Linked DNA regions of Mus musculus: regions 1, 2 and 4 are each linked to region 3. Evidence: chromatin loops called from intact Hi-C (ENCODE). Cell type or tissue: left cerebral cortex. All regions are shown on one strand. Links, peaks and the distances in the headings refer to the core of each region. The heading gives the core; the rest is flanking DNA.

What was found. Hi-C counts contacts between places; a loop is a spot of excess contacts. Peaks named below come from ENCODE experiments on the same cell type or tissue, not always from the same donor. Only the 100,000 strongest peaks of a DNase experiment are listed, where the experiment ranks them.
Region 1: a loop joins it to region 3, with 2.1 times the contacts of the local background. A loop is called at or near these places in 3 of 42 quality-filtered maps.
Region 2: a loop joins it to region 3, with 5 times the contacts of the local background. A loop is called at or near these places in 6 of 42 quality-filtered maps.
Region 4: it touches region 3 in a loop (2.3-fold over the local background); 4 of 42 quality-filtered maps call a loop at or near these places.

What each region holds. Positions count from the first base shown.
Region 1 is chr3:142,993,496-142,999,294 of GRCm38, reverse strand. No RefSeq gene overlaps it. Among named protein-coding and RNA genes, the nearest start is that of Gm33289, 26 kb to the right of the region's middle. In left cerebral cortex, for the core only: a CTCF peak has its summit at 3,128 (motif pointing left); a DNase peak (open chromatin) is centred at 3,062.
Region 2 is chr3:143,238,709-143,244,507 of GRCm38, reverse strand. It overlaps A830019L24Rik (RIKEN cDNA A830019L24 gene), which reads right to left and starts at 1,453. Exons shown (of 4, transcript NR_040551.1): 1 at 1,069-1,453; 2 at 867-970. In left cerebral cortex, for the core only: a CTCF peak has its summit at 3,559; DNase peaks (open chromatin) are centred at 2,982, 3,549, 3,791, 5,045 and 1 more place; H3K4me3 peaks cover 362 bases; H3K27ac peaks cover 3,152 bases.
Region 3 is chr3:143,376,416-143,382,214 of GRCm38, reverse strand. It overlaps Gm40159 (a long non-coding RNA gene), which reads left to right and starts at 2,776. Exons shown (of 3, transcript XR_867681.1): 1 at 2,776-2,893. In left cerebral cortex, for the core only: a CTCF peak has its summit at 2,819 (motif pointing right); DNase peaks (open chromatin) are centred at 2,831 and 4,662; H3K27ac peaks cover 1,522 bases.
Region 4 is chr3:143,312,380-143,318,178 of GRCm38, reverse strand. All of the region lies in intron 1 of Gm40159 (a long non-coding RNA gene), which reads left to right. Among named protein-coding and RNA genes, the nearest start is that of Gm33514, 8.1 kb to the left of the region's middle. In left cerebral cortex, for the core only: a CTCF peak has its summit at 3,276 (motif pointing left); DNase peaks (open chromatin) are centred at 621 and 1,510; H3K27ac peaks cover 2,538 bases.

The DNA of each region.
Region 1 (5,799 bases), core at 549-5,548, 380 kb after region 3:
CTTACCAATAACTTGAAGGAATATTTTGGATGCCTGGCACTGGGGATTTTGCCAGTCTATGGCTCTTTGGGAGAGCATTTTGTCCCAAGTAAAATAACTTTATTCAGAGAGAGAGAGAGAGAGAGAGAGAGAGAGAGAGAGAGAGAGAGAGAAACACATCCAAGATGATTGCTGCAAGAGAGTGTCATCTATACATAACAAGAAAGCTGCACCCATGAAACCTCAACAATATGGCTTCTTTAACAAGACCAGCACAGTGATAACATCAGTTGACATATCAGTGTGGCTTGAGGAAATCTCGTAAGACCTCACCCATAGATCAAGAGTGACAAGAAATTAATGGCTACTGAGAGAAGAAGATTGTCTTCTCTAGGGACAAGCCCCTACAGATCATCTAATCTGGAACAATCTTCCCTAAACCCATATACACGTGAGCAACACGAAATAAACTTGACATGTTTAATTTATATATAAATGTAAACATAACAATAATAATTAAGAAGATGAGCTCAAGAATTTTGACACAGAGTGGAAAGGGGACACAGAAGGTGAGAGAAAATGGTTGAATTACATAAATATAATACTTGTGTACTAAAATCTCTGCTTGCTAAACAAAGAAATTAAAAATACAAAAATATGATTTTGCTATGTAAAAAGACTAATGATGGACATTTATAAAATTATAAAACATTTTAGGCTTAAACCAAGCACTAGTGATTAAGTCTTGCTTGATGTTCTTTGTATCCTAGATAGAAGCTAAACATGGTGTTCAACAACCTTAGTTGTGACACTAAGGAGACAAAGGTAGGTTCTTCTCTGTGAGTTCAAGACCAGCCTAGTCTACATAGCAAGTTCCAGACAAACTAGGATGATACAGTGAGACTATGTCTCAAACCCAAATTTAAATATTCAAAAGTAATAAAACACGAGCTACTGACCTCAGATCAGGCCCTATATAAACATACCACCCAGAGTAGTGTGACCATTGAGAATAATCAACAAGAGGAATACCCATACAAATCTTTGATTAACTTACAACACAATATGCATTCGGAAAAGAAGAGCCTTGGTAGGAAGATATAGGGGTGACAAAAAGCCAAGAATGAAGGATGTTTACAGTTGAACGAGTGACCAATGGACCTAGAGTAAATTACTTATTGAAAGAATTTAAATTAAAAATAATAACTAGACATTGAGTCTATAACTTGTGTGGTTTGTTTGTTTGTTTTTTTCTTTTTGGTTTGGTTTATTTTGTTTCCTTGGTTTTGTTGTTGCGTTTGAGTTTCTGGTTTTGTGAGAGAGAACTTAAAGTTGGGTGAGTAGGAGAGTGGAGGATCTGGAAAGACCTGGAGGAGGAGAAGGTCATAATAAAAATATTTAAATTGTAAAAATATTTTTAATAATAAAAAACACAATTTAAAAATTCATAACCATGAATTGCACTTCTTGGACTCTATTTGTTATCAGCACAGAGGTTAAGGGTTGTTTCCTTGCCGTTTTAGCTTTACCTACCTCCCTGGTGTCTGGTCTTGAAGAAGTAAGTTTAAGAGTTAAAGAAGCACAAAAGCCATTTTAATTGAATCCCCAATCCACCTGACGGCACCTATCATGTTTCTCTGTGGAATCACCCCTTAGCTTTCCTCAAGACAGGGACCTCATTCTCATTTGCCTCCTGTTGCTGGTAGTTACAGGATGTAATATGCAAACGCCTATATGCGGAGGAACCCCCCCAAATCAGCAAGTGCTCAAAATTGTGTGCAAAATATGAATAAAATATTGATTTCATTAAAAATGTTAAGGACTACTTAATTCAAAAACATTTTATATGTTTGCATATTTATTTTGAAATTTGCATATTTGTTTGCATATAACTTGTAAAGATGAATGTTAATTATACTTTAAAATCATTTATAAATTGTAACTAAGAATGTTGTATGAATTTTTAAAACTGACAAATTCTCAAGTACCACTAATTATAAAGTGTCATGTAAAGTACACTGGAGCAGGCCTCATATTGAAAAAATATTGAGATCTTGACAAATAGGAAAGCGAAATTATGAAGAGTGCTTGCTGATTAAACGACACCTCGGGCGAGTGAAAGTTAAGTATCATCCATGGTTTCTCACAGCATCCATCTACCCTCCCAGGGTCAGGATGCTCTGCTCCTAACTTGACAAATGCTCTACCTGGCTCTGCCACATTAGCCCACATTCAAACCTACCATCTGGGCGTTACTGCATATGTCATTCAGTTGGACATACTCTGGACATGAGGAACATAAGGAAACAGAAATTGTAGTGAGCCTTATGGCTGTTTAAGCAGCACTTCCAGTCACCTGGTCTGAGCTGAGATTTGGCCACGTACTAATTAAATTTGTACAATTATTTGGAGTAATTTTTAGTCATTTCCACAAGGTCAGATTTGAACTGGTTTCCATAAGGAGCCACTGGGGAGAAGGAAATGTACAGGTAATTACGCCGGACATGTGGACCTAACACTCATTATTAAATTGGACATGATATTGGATGCCTTAAAACTACAATAGGTCTTACCTTATTATATAACTTTCTGTAGTTTTGATAAAATGTTTACTTATCCTGAGCACAGACACACCATAGGAAAGAACCTTGGTCTATGTGTCAATTTTCCTAAATTAATAACTACTGTAAACCAATTTTAATTTTTTTAAAGAACTGTCATTTATTCCAACATCAAGGAAACACATTGCTACCGCTTCCCCTTTCTCTACCAGCATCATGCCCCTTGTCTCTGTTAGTTTAGGGCTGATTTGCAAATGTCTTACTACAGGAAATAATTAATGCTAAGTTATTCCATGTTGTTATATTATCAGTGTCCTATCTGAATCCATACTAACATAATTAGAGATAAAGTCGACAGCAAAAAACAAGTAACCCTTCAGGTTCCATGCCAAACAGCATCAGCCCTGCTGGCAGAGCAGAACTCAGTTCTCAAAAAATAATGTGATATTAAAAGGCAAAAGTAAACAAATTAGATTTGTAAGTTTGTTTTCTCCCTCTGGGTATTAATCAACCCCTGTAAACCGTGGGTTGGCCTCTTCAAATCTGCCTCAAATGGAATTTAGGGTTTTGAAAGGCAAATGGAAAAAATTGTCTCCCTCTGGTGGGGAATGTAACAAGTTTTCCATTTTCTTTTTCTTTCTTTTTCTCTGTTTCTCTTTCCCCCTCTTCCTTTGTTTTCTCTTCTTTTTCCTGCAGTCAGCTAATTTCAGCTAATTTTCCTGATGGCCTCAAAAGACTATTTTTGAATAACCAAATTTGTGTCATCTTTTCAGCGGATTTTATTATAATTTAAATGTGGCCAATACTCAGAAAATCCATATTCAAAAACAATCTCTACTTCTTTCACATTTTCTTCTGAATAAAATAAAAGGCTAAAAGGTGGGAAACATGACTCTAGAGAAGTCGGAAGGCTTTGTGTTTTCAAGAAACACTCAGCTGGCAGATGGCTGTTGTCAAGAACTATACTTTAGAATCTTTTTGAAAACGCATTTATTATTATTATTATTACTATAATTATTGGTTATTTTATTTATTTGCATTTTAAATGTTATACCCCTTCCCAATTTCCCTTCCGCAAACCCTCTATCACATCTCCCCTCCCCCCTGCTTCTATGAGGGTGCTCCCCAACTCACCCAACTTACATTTCTAAATAAGCAATTTCAGAGGAGGAAGATTCTAGAAGGCCCACCTCCCTCCATCCACCCACACTATTTGCCAAGGCCACCCAGGGCTCTCCCCTTCAGTGATCCTGAAACAATGGAAACATGTTCAGTTATCACCTGACAGCTGGCTTGTTTGTGTGTCAGACCCTCCAGCTAAGACTGGGAGCCCTTCAGCAGATGTCCTCTGTGTGTGTGTGTGTGTGTCCAAGTTATCAGTGTGTAACTTAGTGTTTAGTACACTGAGAATCCACTCTCATCTGAAGTAAGGAAAGCTTTGGGTACACAACCATGGGCAAAACACACCAGTCCCTGCCGCCATGAAACTATACCCTACCTATGAGATGGATCAAAAGGATATTCTGCTCTAGAAACAATAGATTAAATAGTAGTGACTGGATACAAACCGTATGCAGCTCATACTAGAGTTGGGATAGGTTATAATTTCCCTTTATGTAGAATTGTTCCTAAAAGTTCAATGGGATTACTCCCATTGTGGACAAAGGCTTTGCAGGTACTAGGAAAGTATTCAACCACGAGGTGCACCCCAAGGCCAAGACTTTTCATTGTTTGCCACAATAAATTTAATTGTGTTTATTTAAGACATACAGCGGCGCATGTGTGTGTGTGTGTGTGTGTGTGTGTGTGTGTGTGTTGTAAGCCACCTAGATTATAATAATAAAGCAAATTAATATCTGTCATCAAAATTATTACCAGCTTTACTTTCTTTAGGAAGAACAGCTCACATCTAGTCATTTAGCATGAGTTCCCAAAACAGCATAATTTTCTAACCTGCACTCTTGGTGTGTGCATTCAATCTCTAGATGTCTTTATGCTACTTGTCTCAGCTTCACTTCCTGCCTCTAGATTCCTGTCATAGCTTCTCTGATGATGGACTGTAAGCTGTAAGCCCAAAAGAATCCATTTCCCCCCCTAAGTTGCTTTTGGTCAGAATATTTTACTTCAGAAACAAAGAAGCTTAGATAATTCACCTACCGTCTTTGATTCCTGCTCACTGATTACCACCACTCTGTTCTCTACAAATCTCTACAAATCTACAAATCTCTACAACTATATTCGTACACACACACATGCACACACACACACACACACATACATATATACACACATATACATATATATATATACACATATACATATACATATATACACACATATATTGCAGGTGCTGCTATGTAGTATAGGACTCACCTAGCATGTACAAGGCTGAGTTCAGTACCCAGTACTGGAAAAAGAATAGCTTCCACATATGAGTTCAGGGAATGGATTCCTTTCTGTATTTGTTTTCTATCACTTGGCATAATATCAAGATTCTTCAAGATTTTAGCAAATGGCAAGATATTTTTTAAGTGCATAATATGCCACTGTCCATATATGCCTTGGTTTCTTATCTATTGACAATATTGGTTGGCTATTACATATTTTGCCTATTTTGTGTAATGTTCCAATGAATGTAGAGGGCAGCTATCTTTCTGAAATGGTCTTTCATATCATTTTGGTATTTGTACAGAAGAAGATTTCTGGGTCACCTTGGGAATTCTAATTCCAATTTCCTCTGAACACTCAATACTGCTTTAATCTTTTCTACATATTCTCGTCAACATTTGCTATCTTTCATTTTTATAATAAACATACTAATAAGTACATGTTGTTAACTTGATTTTATTTATTTGTTTATTTATGTGAGGACAGAAGTCTGTGCCAAGCACAGTGTGGAGATCATAGGACAACTCATTGGAGTTGGTTCTTTCCTTCCACATTAGACCCCAGGGAGCAAACATGGTTTGTCAGGCTTGCCATCAAGTGCGCTTGCACAGTGAGCCATTTAGCTGGTGCAGTGTGTTCTTTTGCAGTGGTCTTGTTTCTACTTCTCCGGTAACTAATGATGATGAGCATCATTGTGTGTTTTGTCCATTCGTAAATTTCTAAAGAAATGTCTCTCCAGATCTCTTGACCATTTCTAGTCAGGTCTTTTGTTTATTTGTGATTGACTTGATTCTTTAAAGTTGGGGTGTTGATTCCTGATCAACTATCCAGCTAATGAATGTGTGTCCCAGGGTGCTATAGTACGTTGTTT
Region 2 (5,799 bases), core at 579-5,578, 140 kb after region 3:
GCAAGAATCAATAAGAGGATGGATGGGGAGGGCTCACTAGGTAAAATGGATGTCATCCAAGAGGACTTGAGTTCAGATGCCCAGGATCCATACAAAAGCTGTGGGCACTGAGGAACATCTATAACCCCCAGGAATCAAGGGGTAAGCAGGGACTGGCAAACTCCCTCGAAGCCAGTCTAATTGATGAACTCTGGGTTCAGTAAGAAGGCTACCTCCAAAAATATCATGGCTATGTAGGGAAAGATAATGTTGGCTTTTGGCTTTCACATGCACACACACACACACACACACACACACACACACACACAGAGAGAGAGAGAGAGAGAGAGAGAGAGAGAGAGAGAGAGAGAGAGAGAGAGAGACATGCCACGTAAAGGAGAAGCAAGAAAGTGAAGATCACCTTTGAAAGCCTCACTTCTGAGAATCATTGTTAAAAAGGGAAGAAATGAAACCTATACCAACCAGTATATGAGCAATCTAGACATCTGGTCTTTGGAAGTCAAGGGGAATAAGTTACTGAGGAAGGAAGTGTTGACAAAGTATCAAACATTAGGCAGTTGGTAAGTGATTCTCCTGAACACTCGGGATGGGAGTGAAATCCCTGGACCACTAAGAGCTGGACTTCGTGGAGAGTGGTCCTTGTCCTAGATGAACAATGAAGGGCAGCCTAGCTAAAGGTGGAATTGTAGAATTGGTTGCTTTATTCAGGTGAGCCAAGTTGCCCTGGAGCCTATGTTCCTTAACTGTTGGGGCAAAGAAATGTCAGTCTAGTATCTAAACACAATTAAAGGCAGCTAAACATTTTTGTAAACTCCAGAGAAATCCTGAAAGGAAACTGCCTTTGAAACAAAGCAAACAACACTTACCCAATTCTTTTTCTCTCCCCATTTTCCTCTCGACTCCACGTCGAGCTCTTCTTTTTCCTTCTTTCTTTTGTTTTGCCAGCACTCCGAAATCCTAAAGAAAATCTCTGTTTAAAGAAAAATGGATTGAGATAAAGAGATATCTAGTGCTGGCCCTAAAGAGGTGTGATTCTCTAAATGATAGACCCTGATATTTAGACTGCACCTTCTGATTTGCGAGAATGTGAACAAGCTTAGAGGAATTCTGAAGGTTACCAAGATTGTTGTTTGTTTTTTTTTTTAATAAAGTTACTAAAACACATCATATTATGTAAAAAATAACTTTGGCAAACTCAAAAGGTAGTAGAGAAAGAGTAAGGATAAGGAAGGATGTGGAAGGAGAGGAAGAAGAGGACAAGGAAGAGGAGGAAGATGAGAAAGAGAAGTAGGGAAGGACAGAGAGGAGGGTGATGAGGCGGAGGAGAAGAGGAAGAACCAAACAAGGAAGAGGAAGAGGCAGAGGAGGGTGTCAGAGAAAAGTGGGGATCAGGGTCAGTGCTGACAAGCCCTGAAAGATCTCAGAGATACAGAAAGAGGCTCAGTGTCTGCTCTCTTCTCCAAGAAGCTTTTGCTTTCAAATCCACCTCCTTTCCTTCCTTGCCTCATCCTGGACACAACTCATTTTTTTTCCCTCTGAAATAGCAAAAACAGCAAAGCTTTCTCACCAAAGCGATGGAACCACTTTTTACCACAGCCCAATTAACTGGGCACGTGTGGGCACACACAGAATGGCAGTCACAGCCAAGCAGCTCTGCTCTTCTTTCTTTCATTTTTCACTCAGGAAGAAGCAAAGGGAGGAGGCAGCACACTTACCTCTTAAAGTGTTTGTTTGGAAATAATATGCAGAAAGAGAAAAACAATCCTCAACTAACGACCGCCTTCCTCACCATCTGCTTAATCTAAACATTAGCATATCGCGGATCCGAGTGAACTCGGATTGCACTGGAAAGGGAGTATTCTCTGTTCTACTTTTTCAGAGCCTTAATGGAGGAGTCAAGTGAGAATTCTCTGTGGGATTATATGGGCTTATGGGCTTCCAATGCATGCATTTAGGGCCACATTTTCAGTCCAGCTTTAACTCATCATAGGAAGACCGGAGGCAAAATTGTGCCTGGCTTAATTAGCGCAAGTACTAATCAAGTACTAATGAAATTTGCCCACAAGCAGTCCTTTAGATGAAGGCACAAGTCTCACACACACACAATTTCCGTATATATCACTTAGCATGTCAGCACAAAAGGAGGGAAGAATTGAACAATTCCTCCCTAAAACTGGCTTCGGGCTAACCACAGGCAAACATCCTCTCTGCCCAGAAGTAACACACTAGTTTCATCAGTGTAAACTCTAAGTCCAAAATCTGCAAACTGTATCCTCGTTTACCACATTAGGCTGCAAATTTATAAAAAGACAGAGAACACCATAGACAAAGACACTTCATTCCTCCTGATTTACAAGCTATTTAAGACTTGAACTTAGGAATGTGTGCATTGTAATATTCTTTAAAATATATAGATGGTCTTTCAGTCTAAAATACAAGTCCATGAGAAGTGGCTAATACTGGACCACAGTCCTAGTCCTGTGAACATAGCATGTAAAAACAAAAACAAAGAAAACAAACAAACAAACCAAAAAAACCCACCCATTTTTCTCTCCTATAGTGATATATCTGGAGTATTGTTTGTTAAGTTTGCTGTTCAGATCTGCCTAAGCATGGGGCTTATTTACAACACAAATATTAATGATGCTAAGGAAGATGTTTTCGATCTATAAATTAAATCATACTAATCGAAGATGTGGTTAGTATATTGAATTATGTGTAAACATACCAAAGTTTCACAAATAAGAAATACTTTTTCCCTGGGGTTATCTATGATACTTGATGAAAACTAAAATTCTGGATCAACCCCTTTCTGAGGAGAGGAGAGGCTGAGTGAAACAGTGATTAACTCTGAAGAGCAAGGAAATCAAGGGAAGACGCCAGGAGGACCCAGTATTGTCACCTCTTCTGCCCACGAGAGAATATTCTTCCCTCCGAGGGCTGTTCCATTTCAGGTGCGAAAGGCTCTCACTTGGGAGAAGCTGAAACTCACCCACTTGAACGGGTGAAGAGCTAGAGGACCAGTTTTTCTCTTTATGAACTATCGACAAACATCACTCAGGAAAATCATCAGCACAGGTAAGGGCTAAAGAAGCAGCCAATTCACACAGTGTCTTCTTCATAACATGAAATTCGAGTGAGGAGGAAGAAAACCACGCAAAACCTGGATAACCTCTGTGCAATTGAATTGTCACCTGTGGTCCCATATAGCAAAATCCTTCCCCAGCAAGTTCATGACTTCGAAATATTAACCTTGACCTTGCCTTGCCTGGCTGTTTCGGAGATGCTTGCTGTTGTCTGGGTACTGTGCTGTACTCATCCCTCCCTAAGCAGACCCAAGTTTTCCCTACAGAAGGGTGGAACGGGAATGGGGACAAGGGCCTTTGTGTCACTAATGAGCTATTTCTTTTCTCAATTAAGCAAAGGTGTGTATGCTATAAAGAGTGCAAATGTTAGATGCTGTAAATGCAACAAGAAAAATTCCTGCAGCCCACCAGACATTAACAAAATTCAATCCCTGCTATTCTTCAAAGGAACCAAGGGCCCCATCTGCTGATGCTTAAATGAACTACAGTAGCAAACAGATTAAAAACAGCTCATGAGGAAGGGTAGCATCCAGCTAACTCTAACTAATGTCTAATAAAGGATCTGAAACTCTATAGGCCCTGAAGGAGTCAGGGAACCACTGTGACTTGGTACTCCTTACCCTCCCTTGTCTGGAGTCATAAATGTGGAACATTCTATGCAGTTAGGATTCATCTCACTTTATTTGAGTCTGCAGTACAGAGGCATCATGCACTGCCTTCTTGGGCCACCCTCAAGGCTGCCTTCACTGTCTACCACCTCCCTACCAGAACACGTGGCTGGAGAAATCACCCCTGTTCCTCCCAGTGATGACTGGAACTGACTGAAGGGCTATGTTAGTCGTGATTTTCATGATGATAAAAGCTATCCAGGGACTTCTCAACCAGGGACAGCCCCAGCACATGGGCTGGAATGCATTCTCTGGGTCTCCTTTTGTTGATCATTTTAGAGACTGAACACACTGCAAAGCATCTGAGAAATACCCAGGCTGGCTTTGCCTAATGAAGTTTCAGGCTCTGGTCACAGACGTACCAACTACCCACTCTTTGACCTTTTTACATGGAGTTCTGCTTACCTTCTAACTAAAAACCCAGAGTGCATGGTCCTTTATTTAAGCTCCTTTGTTTCTGGGCATAGCATTGACTATATCACCCTGAAGGGCAGAGAGAGAATCTTTAGAAGTTTTGTGTTAGGAACACAGTACATTGCATATCCTAAGTATTTGATAAAAACTAATTAAATCAGCACATCTTCAGACAAAGGAAGTGTCTCTCCTACAGTTAATTTCTTCATTTAATTTCTCCACTCTAAGTTGTGGAGAAATATATCTCTCTTATACCTATTTGAAATTTCATGAAGTTTATGATAGACACTGGCAAGCTAAACCCATTACATCAGTGGTTCTCAACCTTCCTACGGTTGTGACCTTTAACACAGTTCCTCCTGCTGTGGTGACCCCCAACTATAAACTTATTTTGTTGCTACTTCATAACTGTAATTTTGCTACTGTTATGGATCATAATATAAATATCTTGTGTGCAGAATATCTGTAATACGTGACTCCCAAAGAGGTTGCCACCCACAGGTTGAGAAGCAGTGTTTTACAGCTTTATTTAGACAACTTCTCCAGATACCTTAGGGATAGTGGTCTTCCTCCATGACAAACAAGCTGATGGGTACTTGGTCAAGATTCTCTGATCACTCCTAGAATAGATGTGAGTGTTCACATCAAGCTTTGACAGCTGCCTCCCCTGTAACATTGGTCACTGTGTAGAAAAGAGAAAAGAGGAAGGAGTGTTGGTTTGTTGTGGTACTATGGAGTTAAATGGCTATCACTGGCTCCTTTGGCTTTAAAGTTTAGGCTTTGGTGGGTTAACTACTTCCAGTCCCATTTCTATGACGATTCCCTAGTCTTTCTATCGAGAAACAGAAACCTGAGCTAGAGCAGTGGGATTAGAGGTTTGGAATACTTGGTGCTCTGCAGAAAACCCATGTTGATTTCTAGCACCGACACGGTGGCACACAACCAACTGCAAATCCATTTACATGTAACCAGATGCCTGCTTCTGGCCCCCAGTGGCACTGTACTAATGTGGTGCATAAGCATGCATGTAGGTGAACACTCATTCATGTAAAATACAAACAAAATAAGAGAAAGAAAGGAAGAAAAAAAAGGAAAGAAGTAGAGAAGAAAGGAAGGAAGTAGAGAAGAAAGGAAGGAAGGAAGGAAGGAAGGAAGGAAGGAAGGAAGGAAGGAAGGAAGGAAGGAAGGAAGGAAGGAAGGAAAGAAGGGGGAATTCATGAAGATCTGCCTATCTGCCTTCTGGGCTATTTTAAGCATTCATTTTGTATTGAAGTCAATGGCTGAACATTATCTGGCTGCCTTTCCACGTAAAAACCATCCCTCTCCAGTAGCCCATCTCCTTCCTTACAGAGCTCTGGACAATCAGCCATATATTTAATTTTTCTATGAACTTTTCTCCATGTCTTTCTTTAGGAGTGGCTCTTGATTAACTCAAGTTAATTATCGTGCCTCTTCCTCTTTTCCACAGTAGTGGCTCAGAAGCCGGCATATGACTGAATGTGGCCATTCATATATAAGGCATGTTTGCCAGGAATTGTAGGAAAGAGGATATTTCTAGCTGCTGTGGGAGTCATTTTAAAATAAGTTCCCTTTCTTGAACATGAAGCACGCAGCCTTTGTTGGATCAGCAT
Region 3 (5,799 bases), core at 252-5,251:
GGAACAACACCTTGCCACTTCTGCTCACACTCTGGCTGTGCTCCAAGGATAGATGGCTCTGTGTAAGACCAAAGAGGTCATTCCAGTGGTACCATAATTCCCTTGGATAGTGTTATCAGCATTGCTCATGAAGCCATGAGGATGGAGCTGATGATCTAGGTGAGGTTTCAGAGCCTGTGCTGGTGACATAAAGACACCAGCTGCTTCCTGAACAGTGACCATGACCAACTACTGCCAAGGCTCATTCTGTTTTCCTAATTCATCTATCACATATTCACTCCTCATGGAGTGCTAAATCTACCCTTATTAACTGGAAGTTCCCTTTTCCATGCCCTTACCCGCTGGATGTCTGTATGTCCAGATGGGATTTTCTCCTGGAGATGACTCATGCAGGAACTATCCAGAGCTCTGTCATTACATTCCAAGATCTGCTTCATCAACGAACACCACAACTCCATTTGTCTTTTAGGTTGATTATCCCCAATCTTTAAGATAAACTGACTCAATTATTATCATTGACTTTCAGCTTTTAGCCACAACCACACAAGTCAATCTCAGACTCTGGACCGTGATCAGGGTCTCTTATTTACTGGCACTTTATCAATCTAGGATGGGGTTCTACTGTGCCTTTCCTGTGATGGAAGTGTAGGTTGTGATTTCAGATTGTTACTTCCTCTTTAGATATTTGACCACTAACAGGAATGTCTTGTCTGAATAAATCTCATCTATCTGCCTTACTTTTTATTAATCTGTCTAGATTGTTATGTAAGGGCTCCTCAAATGTTCACCCCAGAGATCCTCTCTGCTACAGCGGTGGCTGTGAATAACAAGAAGGAGCCAGCACTACTGGAGAAAGCCAGTACATCACTTCCCCAGAGCCTGACCTATGTACTCTGCCCTAACTCACTTCTGCTCCAGACCATCTTAACAGATCTGCTCCCCAAATCTGCAACACACATACACCACCTTTACTCTCAGACACTGACAGTGTGTTAGCTAAGGAACAAACAATTAGGAAGCCTTCTAAGGAGGGAAGAATGCAGATTTTCCCTAATCTGAAGAAATTTACACATTTTTAAAAATGACAAAAATAAAATACAAAACAGAGACAGAAGCAGCTCAGATGCAATGATATTCGTTTCAGACACGTGGGAAATAATAGAAGCAAGGCATGCATTCCAGCTTTCAACATGCTTTTAGTCTTTTGCCTCAGAAGAATCCTGTTTGCAGTCTAGGGACATGGCTCAGTGGGTAAATGTTTACTGCACAAGTCCAGTGACCTGAGTTTGGATCCCAGAAACTACAGTGTAAAACCCAGATGCTGCACCTCACACTGGTCTGTAATTCAAGTGCCCTTGCGGAAAAACAAGGAAGGAGACAGGGGTGTATGGGCCAACTAGCCTGGCATACAAAACCACAAAGCAGCAAAGAGACCTCGTCTTTCTCAAACAAGGTGAAAGACAAGGTTTCACATCAAAGTTGTGCTCTGACTTCCACGCTCATGCGTGGCACATGCCTGCCTGCACACTCACCCAAACAACCACAGAGAGAAAAATTAAGGAATCATGTTTTCTATGAGAGAGAAGGACAGCATTGCTCTCAGCTCTGACTCTAACTGGCATTGTACAGATCTTGCTTTTCATGGAGTTTGAAAAAGAATAAAAACTGCCTTAAAAATGAAACTCTCACAAGAGAAAAAGAGAAAAAAAAAGCTAATTAAGAAATACTGTATTTCACACAACTCGTCTCTGGCGGCCATCTTGTTTTTTTTTTTTTGCCCCAGTATGCAAAGTTAGTAATTCTAGAACAATAAAGATGGGCTGGAGCAACTCTTGCCTAATGAAACAATCTAAATGAGCTTCTTAAATACTTTTAACTAGCATTTAATTTATTTTTAATCAGGTGCTTATCATTTGTTAAATAAATTCCAAAGGCCCCAGGATTCCACAGCCCTTAGACAGGCCAATCTCCCAATGGGAAGCAACACATATTAAATAGTTGCTAAACCTTGGTAAATACACTTTTAATAATTAATTCTAGAAGTATTTAGCTAGCAGTAATATACTGGATATTTCAGCAGTATTGTAATCCATGGGATATTGTCCAGGGATTTTTCAGATTAACACATTTGGGTCCCTGAGTCCCATCTGTATACCTCTATCTGAATTCACAGCAGGTGATTTAACACATGGCGATCAGCTCCATGTGTCTGAGTGACCAATGATTTTATTACCGTATCAGTGAGATCAAATCAGTGAAATGCATCAGCCAAGGAAATGCTCAGGAAGGGACGAGACAGACGGCAGCTTACAAGTCAACCTGGGTTTTCAAAAATGATAACTACCGAAAAGAAAAATTACTTTTCCTGTTGAGATGTGTAAATATTATGTAGATATTCTAACTCCATCTCTGTGATGGATGGTGCTCAATTTTAAACATATTTCAGTAATGCCTTAATTTAATAGAATAGAGGATGCACAGGATGTTGAAGGATCAAGGTGAGAATAAATTGTCTGGCACAGATGGTTTCGTCTTATTCTAAAACCTGCGTGATTCTTACTTCCCATTTCATGAGGGGGAAAAATTGAAAAATAAAAGGGCTTTGCATTCTTTTCATCTTTAAAAAATATATTGTGAATTACCACTTTGATCGATTCTCCAGAGCTGGCCCGCTTCCAATTAGTCTTCTCTAACGCGACTGCCAGGCCTGCCTCTCCCCAGTTTGCTCTGCGACTCTGTTAAAATAAGTCCGAGGTGACCTTTGTCTAGCAAAGCCCTTCACTTCCCGGCCAGGATGACAGAGGGTGTGTCTTGACCAGCAGATGGTGCTCCAGAGCAGGCAGCAATGTGGGGTTTCTGCCTGGAGCTGGAAAGGCCTGCATCAAGTCTTCCGGTGAGTCGGTTATCTCAGTGACTTGTCAGACCCGGTTCCTCTCTTCTAGGTTCCATAAACGCAAATCTCGTATTTTTCAAAATAACACAGCACCGTGGTCCAGCCAGCTTCTTCAGGTAGGGTATCATGCAATACAGATGTAAACATAGACCCTGTGCAGGTAAATAGAAGCATCCTGTTTCTCTACGAGTTGCAAAAGGCACAGCTCTGGTTACTCAATTAGTAGTGATAAAAAATCAAACATTTTCAGGAGCCATTATACTCTAAAATGTTAACGTAGTTTACTTTTTAAAATGTGATCGATAGACGTGGGGTGCCTACCTATAAATTACTAAAGGCAAAACCCATTCTAATTAGCACATGGTGGGTTTTGAAGTATTTGATAATCTGTATTTTACATTTTTAATTTGTGGAAAGCATAAGATTCTCTCTCTCTCTCGACAAAAGTACCTGTCTTTGTCTCATTTCAACCGGGATATTTTTAACGCGACTCATTCAGGAAATGTAATTCTAATGTGCTATAGCATAGGTTTCAATTAACGTTCTCCTCTTTCTGACAGCCTTTACATTACGTGTTTTATGAAATCATTAACTATTGTCGTGTTTCTATTATGATACTATTAGGAAATAAGGAGACTTATGTAAATGGAGATGTAAAAGAAATGTATGACAGTCACTCGGAGCAACATCTGTGCACTATCATCCGTGCTCACACTAATTTTCTAAAGATTGTTGCATTCATTATAGAACATTGTTAGCTGTTGTGGCGCAACCCTTATTTCTATGCATTTAGGGAATGAGGGAGAGACCGGGTAAATGAGAGCCTAATCAATACCACTTTTCATTTCGCATCTAATGTGCTCTCTTTCCCTTTCTTTTCCTCCTGCACAAATCCAAAAAAGATCCTGACGTTACAGTCATAACGCGTAATTCTTCTGCAGAAACACAGACAATAATGCTTTCTGTATTCAGGCGTATTGCATATTCTAATGGCATTTGGCTAAATTGAGTATGGATTTAACATCAAAGGCTTCATGAATTTTTCAAATGAGATATTAAAGTCAATATTTCAAGTGAAAGATATTTCAATTTAGTTGCATACACAACAATAAAAAACTTCTACAAGGTAGAGGTACGAGTGGCTAGGGCAGTATTAGTTCATTCAAGAAATTATTAGTTTATAAGAAAATCAAACACAAGGTTGCGATGTGGCAATAACTGAATGAATTAGACCGACCGATATGCGCCAGCATGCTTTATCTCTAACAGGCTGAAGCAGTACACTCACCGCTGGCGTGTTCAGGGCTTCTGGCTAGATTTTTTTTTCTAAGCTCTGTTGATTAGCATGAAGATTTGCACTGCCGTTTCATAAATCCCCTTATTTTCATTTGAACGAACGAAGGACTTAGGATGTGTGGCAGAGGGGCTGTTTTTCACTTTGCACTTAAGTGGGTCTTACATCTAGGTGTTGATACTTAAAGCCAGTCTCCACAATGGTGCTGAGTGCTCTGGAAGGCTAAAGGAGGCTCCATCTGAATGTGTGAGAAATCTCTTGAGAGTTGTGGTAACACAGTATGTTAAACCTTGAATTCCAAGGCATCTTACTGCCGAGGAAGTCCAGTGAGGCACATGTATGGCGCCACCCCGTTTCACAGATAGATGGTGTGCATTCCTGTTGGCCCCTGTCCCTTGGGATAGAATGAGCCTTGTATGGAGAGGTCAGTGCTATGGCAGAAACTAGAACTTCATCTCTGCATCTGCAGTTCCAAGTGCCAAGCTCTGAGTCACTGCTGCCCTCTCACCACTTCCTATAAGATGTGACGGCATAGAAGGCCAGTCTGTCCCCGTTTGCATTGTCTGCTTGTTTAATTTTGTACAAATGGGAAGGTGTTGGCCTGACTTGGCTGCATTAGCGATCCACATCCTAACCTGCTTGTGCTGACTAGGGCCCCACTGCAGTATCTCTTTCCTATAGTCTTCAAGGCTCCATCCGTTTAAGCACAGGCTAACTCTCCACCTCACACAGGCGCCAGTTCACAAATGATTCAGGTCATAAAGAAGACAAAGCCCACTCACACACACACTAAGCTAGAAGGAGTGACCTGACTGGGAGCACGCAGACCACTCGCTTCATCTGGATGCCAACGGTTTTTCCTGTGTTCCTCATGGTACCAGGCTGAGAGCAACACAAGTACTCTGGGCTATGTGCTGGGCATGCTGACTTGACAGTGGCCAGTGTGTGATTTAAATCAGTATCTCTGAATGCCTGGCTTGATCGAAGCTCCTAAAGAGAAGTCAACTCGAGGGTGCGACTACCCCGAAAGACATAGAGATTTCATTCTGTGGTTTTAAGAGTTATTGCTCATGTTTAAATTAGGGGATGCCGTGTTCATCCTCTATAATGAGGGAGACATGTACAAACACACGGGGGGGGGGGCGGGGGAGACACACTTTTGACTTAAGAACAAAATAGTAGAATCATTACTACTTCGTGTGATTCCAAAGGTAGTTGAGTTCCCCCCACACCCCCTCCCCCTGCCCCCTCCCTCCCGCCAGAGGATGGCCCGCCATGCCTGTGGCCACAACATACTTCACATGGTTAGATTAGTCCTGCTGGCTCACATGGTATAGGGCTTACTTTGCAACTGGATAGCAAAGACCAATTTTTCTCGGTTCCCACCTCTACCCCCACTAACAACAACAACAACAACAAAAGTCTCTAGAACTGAAAATTGTTTCTTTGCCTCATTACATCGAAATGATCAGACTCATTTCAGCCTCAATTCTCAAAGTTCCCTCCCTCCTCTGATGCCTTGCGCTTTTGAAGGGACCTTATTACAGGGAGGGGAAGAGTGGAACAAGCATACAATTCATACTCATTTTAAGGTCTTCAGTTCTAACTCTGC
Region 4 (5,799 bases), core at 464-5,463, 64 kb after region 3:
ATGGGAACAGAAGTCTGGAAAGTACAGGTGTCTGTCTGTCTAATGTGACAGGATTCACCTAGACATCCTTCTCCACCCAGTGCTGATTTGCCTGGGGATACACATCAATCAAGTCATGTCAAGAATTATTGAGAATTATTTGGTCACTGTGCAGACAAGGCTAAAATTCATGTGTGTGTGTGCTTGTTTGTTTGTTTGCTTGCTTGTTTTATTGATCTAGAGCCTTGTATAATCTTGATATTCTAACCGATCATCCAAAGCTCTTTGTAGACAGAGTCATTAAGTGGATGTCAGGAAATCAAGCAAGGGATGCCCTTACCTCCCTTGTCTCAGCATAGGTTTCACCGCATCCCTCTTTTCTTACACAGATGGAAATTTACTATCAGAAGGGGATGACCTAGAGTCCCTTAAGAGCCAATATCTATTATTTAATTTCATTTGCCATGTAAGGTTAAATAAATCTAAGAAAGTACTGAGGACATAGGCCATAGAACTCACATGCTTTGATAAGACAACAAAGAGAGAGGCAGATAAGGAGAGGATGGCTAGAGTAGGGAAGTTGCAACTGGGTTCTCGGGACATGAAATGATCCAGTTAAATGGAGATGAAAGAACTGAATTCCACTCTGTCTACCTAATGACTTAGCTTCATGGTGGCCAATTCTAAGTATTAGAGTTTCCATAACAAACAGATGTGCTGAGTAAATACACAAAGATAACAAGGGAAGAAAGAACTTGTGAATTGGACACGGGTTTTAGCAAATAGGAGATGAGAAGTCACAAATATAATGTCCTTTATAGCAAGCAAAAGTGCAATCACAGCACAACATGCCGGGCCCTTCTCCTGATTTACCCTAGCCTCTTCTCCACTCCACCCCATATCACCATCTTTAACTTAGCTCCGGTGAAGAAGGAATAGCAATTAAGCCTGATTGTCTCTGTGATTCTGATACATGCTCCTATGTGCATTCACACAAAGCTTAGTCATCGCTATTGCTCCAGAATGTAAATTCTATTTTTTCAAGCTACAAAATTATCTAGACATTTGCCTAATACCCAAACTCCTCCCTCGCCTTCTAGCTGCAGATAGTTCATAAATCTTTAAGGGAATGCATTGACTCTGAAATTTAGTCTCCTTAAAGTAACACTTCACTCAACTTTATATCTGGAGTCACATGCTAGATTCTGGTTCTATTTCTGTTCTGTTCTATTGATTCCTGGTGGTTACAGGACACCCCTCCACACAGTGTTATCAGAGGCGAAACTGTTGCCCCAGGGCATCTCATTTTCGAAATATTTTAATGGGGAAACTTTAGTTCAATCTTGAATGAATCTTCAAGCTGCTTAAAAAGGACTGGCTGTCTCCAGATGAACAGAGAAGACGATGAGCCCCTGGGGTGAGTCCTCACCGCCCCCTCAGACTCACCCACAGCTCTCTCCAAGCTGTTATTCCTTTGTCTTCTTACGATCTGGCTTCCTCTGGATCCTCTCCAGCATTGAGCCCACTCATTTCCGTGACTTGCAGTGTCCTCTTGAAAACTAAGTAATAGAAGCAGATGCTCTAGCTCACACGCATATTTTCTCACTCAAACATTCATCACAGCTTCCCACCCGAAGCCGAGGCAGGCTCTGCTGGGAAATTCACAATCTCTAACCTAAAAACCAAAGTTGCTAGGGCTCTTCTGGTGGGTTCCATAACTATAGCTCACAGTAACTACATTTCGCTTGTACTTCTGAGGCTTTTGCTCCACCCTCTCAGATTTGGTATGGACATCCAAATCGTTTGCTAGAACCCAGATATCCCTTTCTCTGTGAGCATCCTCTCATGTAGGTGGGAAGGGGACACTCTTCTGCCTGGAGAGAAATGAAACCTACTAAGATCCTAGAATGATATTCATAACAATCTGTATATTCTTGATGTGTCTTCTTTTACACGAAGTGTGTAGTGGGAGAAAGAGACACAAAGAACAAGTCACTTCTAGTCTTTTCCATAACCTAAAAGGCCTTATACCTGGTCCATGACCCTACCTAGAATTGTATCATCTACCAAAGAATCAAAATCTTTCAATGCTAAAGACTCAAAAAAGCACACCATTACAGTAACCTTCTGTGTCTTCTAAAGGGGCTGATTCCCACTGAATGAACACAATTAATTAGTTTAAAAGACCCACATCCAGTATTTCATGTGACTACTGTTTATCTCCCATGGCATGTACAAACTTTTTTTTTTTTTTAAGAAATTGCGGGAAATGTCAAGACCCTTACTTGTTACAATTTAATTTTGTGCTGCTCAGGCAATTACAGTTCAATGAATGATGATTCTAACACATCCAAGTTTTCATTACTCTTTGCTTAATTTGTCAGTTAATGCCTTTGAGTTCCGCAGTTTCCCCAGCAGTCTTAACTTGCCATTAAAAACCTGTCAAGGAAACACAACCTTCCGATTCCAGCCGGGTTTAAAGACGGCATACATCCTTTCATTGTTAAGAAAGTTAGAGCTCACTCCTCAAGCAAAATATTCATACTTCAGGAATTCACAGTTAGGAAAGATAGCAATAATTCTATATTAGTGGGTTTTTTAATGTAACTGCTCTGCAATAAATACCAGAAATAAGAGTCTGTGCTTAAGATACTATATATCACACAAATATTACTCTCTATCCGTGGTTCTTAGTGGTTTACGGTTACCTGATAGATGTTGGACTTTTACATTCCTTTCCATGTCCCAAGCATTTATTACATTTACACGTTTATACATCTCTAATATTTTTGCAATACATTTTCCTGAATCAGCTGATGACATTTAATAGAATATTTAAAGCACAATATAAAACCTTAAATGCTTCGGCTTATTTCAGTGAGGGGGAATGCACATAGATTGGATTTCAAATTAAAACCTACTAGGGTGGTATGCTGGACACTTTTTGCTTCTGCTGTGCATATTGAAATACGAGGGAAGGCTTTCTTATGCAATACTGTGGCATCGGTACAAACAACAAGCTTTTGTACTTGGGAGCAAGGAAGATGATTAAGGAGCTATTAATGAAAGGAAACAAAACCAGTGTGCTGGAATGTAATAGTCCATGAAATCCTTATTGGTAGAAAGGGAATCTGCAGTAAATAAATATTAACCTACATGCTATGGAAAACATAAAGCAAACTGGGGGGAAGGGGGAAATATGTTCTTTAAGCTAAAATATAAGTTAAAAAATCGCTGACAATGTAAGGAGAGTCAATTTGCATACAGCAGGGCTCCATCTGCTGTGGAAAATATAAGCTGCAAGAATGATTTAATAGTTAATAGAAGTAGTGGCCGTTGTTAATTATAATTTGCACATTTACAAATCAGCACTGATAGCAATACAAATTATGAAATATAAGGGTGTTCTGCTGGGTACTGGGGAAAATAAGATGACAGACAAAGTTAATGGACTATCCCTAACCACAGCTCTGTCAGAACACATCAGAGAACTAATCCAGTTACAAAGAGCCTGCAATGGAAAATCTATTTAAAATATTAAAATGCTGTTTGGTAAAAGCTTTTTCATAGTGCATTTTACTTAAACAGTTGCTGATTGCCCGTGGGTCGTTAGCCATATACCCAAATGCATTCTGCAAACTGCCATTTAAAAGAATAGTAGAAATTAAAGAAGAAATATATTTCTGTGGCTCTTCCTACCCCCCCCCCAAATATACAGAAATTGTTTGCTGATGTCTAGTCTAGATATGGAAAAGCTGGCATATGATCACACAATAATTGGATAGCTGTAGAATTAAGCACTGGGCTTTGCCTGCACTGAGCGGTACCATTCCACACTTTTCCCATTAGACCTGATCTTATTCCCATTTATATTGCATGCTAATGGTGATGATTCAAGGACACTCTTATTTATTATGAAGACAGAAATTGTCATTGATTTTTTTCATTAATCTTCTATTTCACCTAATTTCTCTCATCATTCTATAATATGGATTAGCAGAGGAAACATTTTATACACAGTGTTTGAATGGTAACTTTTTTCCCCTCTAAATGGTGCAGATTGCTAATTTTAGCCTCTGGATTCTCTAATTTAAAGAAACCGGCTCTTTATGCAACCTCCTTCAATTTACCATGATTAGGGAACCTTTGCTCCATGACCATTATTGTTAATGCATGCCAAGGACGCTTTTGCATCTTTGAAAAAAAAATGGAAAGAACAATGACAGAACCAAATATTCACCTGAAAAATATGTAAGCTTAAGTGAGCCAAATTATTGCAGATCACACTTGAATACAAAATTGGTTATTATCAAATTATATCAGGGTATATTAGCACTTATTCATTTCAATTCAATGTACACTCCCAAGGTATTTGTTGGATTGGGGCAAAGGTCAAAACTGCTGGTCTTTGCAACAAAACTTTTCAGATGATGTTTATTTTAACTATCTTTAAAAATATGAATTTGAGTATGTTAGACAGTGTGGTCCTCAGTTCTTCCAGTCTTACTTGTAGTGATTCTATATCTTCATATTACTTGATTGACTCCTCTATCAACCCAAACTTTCAAAATTATTTCATATATCTAATCATATATTACTTGTTTTTGAATATGTTCAATATAATTTATTTGTTCTTGAATATGTTCAATGTATTTTTCTTCACTTGCTACATCTAGCATATGCGTTCATATCTATAGCCCAATCCTGAGTCCATGAGATACAGAATCATTAATTTGAGACCAATGGGTTATTTTATTAGTTAAAAACAAGAATAGAAGGTATTGAAAACATCTGTATACTAGAAAGGATGTCCATCAGAAATTATCAGTTATCATTGTGATTCTAGATAGGAAAATATTCCCCCTCTCCCTCTCCCTCTCCCTCTCCCTCTCCCTCTCCCTCTCCCTCTCCCTCTCCCTCTCCCTCTCCCTCTCCCTCTCCCTCTCCCTCTCTCTCTTTCACACACACACACACACATTGTTCTTTCATGAGAATTATTTCACAGACCTGCTATCATTCAATTTTCAATTCAGTTTCAAACATGCAGTTTGCACCTGGAGACATACACACCATTAGGATTATTCCCACTTGGATTAAAGAGTGTCTATCTAATTCTCTCTGTAATACAATACCAGTTAAGCACCCAAGATATCTGCCAAAGTTCAACATTATATGCATTCATAACAAAAAAAAAGGTCACACATAAGTTAGTGTGGATGTGAAGAAATATTTTGTTATGTATGTATGAATGAAAACATGAGCAAATCAAATCACAGGATTAGCCCTCCTCCCAAGCCTTGGTCTTCTAAAAATATTATAGAATATGAAATAAGGAAAAGAGAATAGGTATGCTATATGATCAAAAAGCAATGGACTGGCAAGTAAAGCCAGTCAAATATTGAACATCCATACATCCAATGTTTCAAAACAATACCACATTAAATTTCAAAATTTCTGGTTTAATTACTAATAATAGGCCAACCCTTAAAATAACTTATAATTGTGGTAATATATTTTGAACAATATATGCAAATTCATTGAAACTACTAGAAAGTACAGAGTAGTGAAATCACACCTTCGAGGGTGATTAACGGGAGGAACCACAGAGGAACCATAGACCCACAGGTCTATGCAACCGTTCCCTGGTGGATGACCGCTATTTCCAGAGCAAAAAGCTGAATGGCTGAGGGTTGAACAGAGACTTTCACACGCTAATGATGTGAGATGGAGAGAAATCCAAGTCCAAAGGCCTCTCAAGGGAGTTACTGACAATTCCCCTAAGCTTTAGAATAATAATAAGCAAAGCACAGGCCTAGGTTT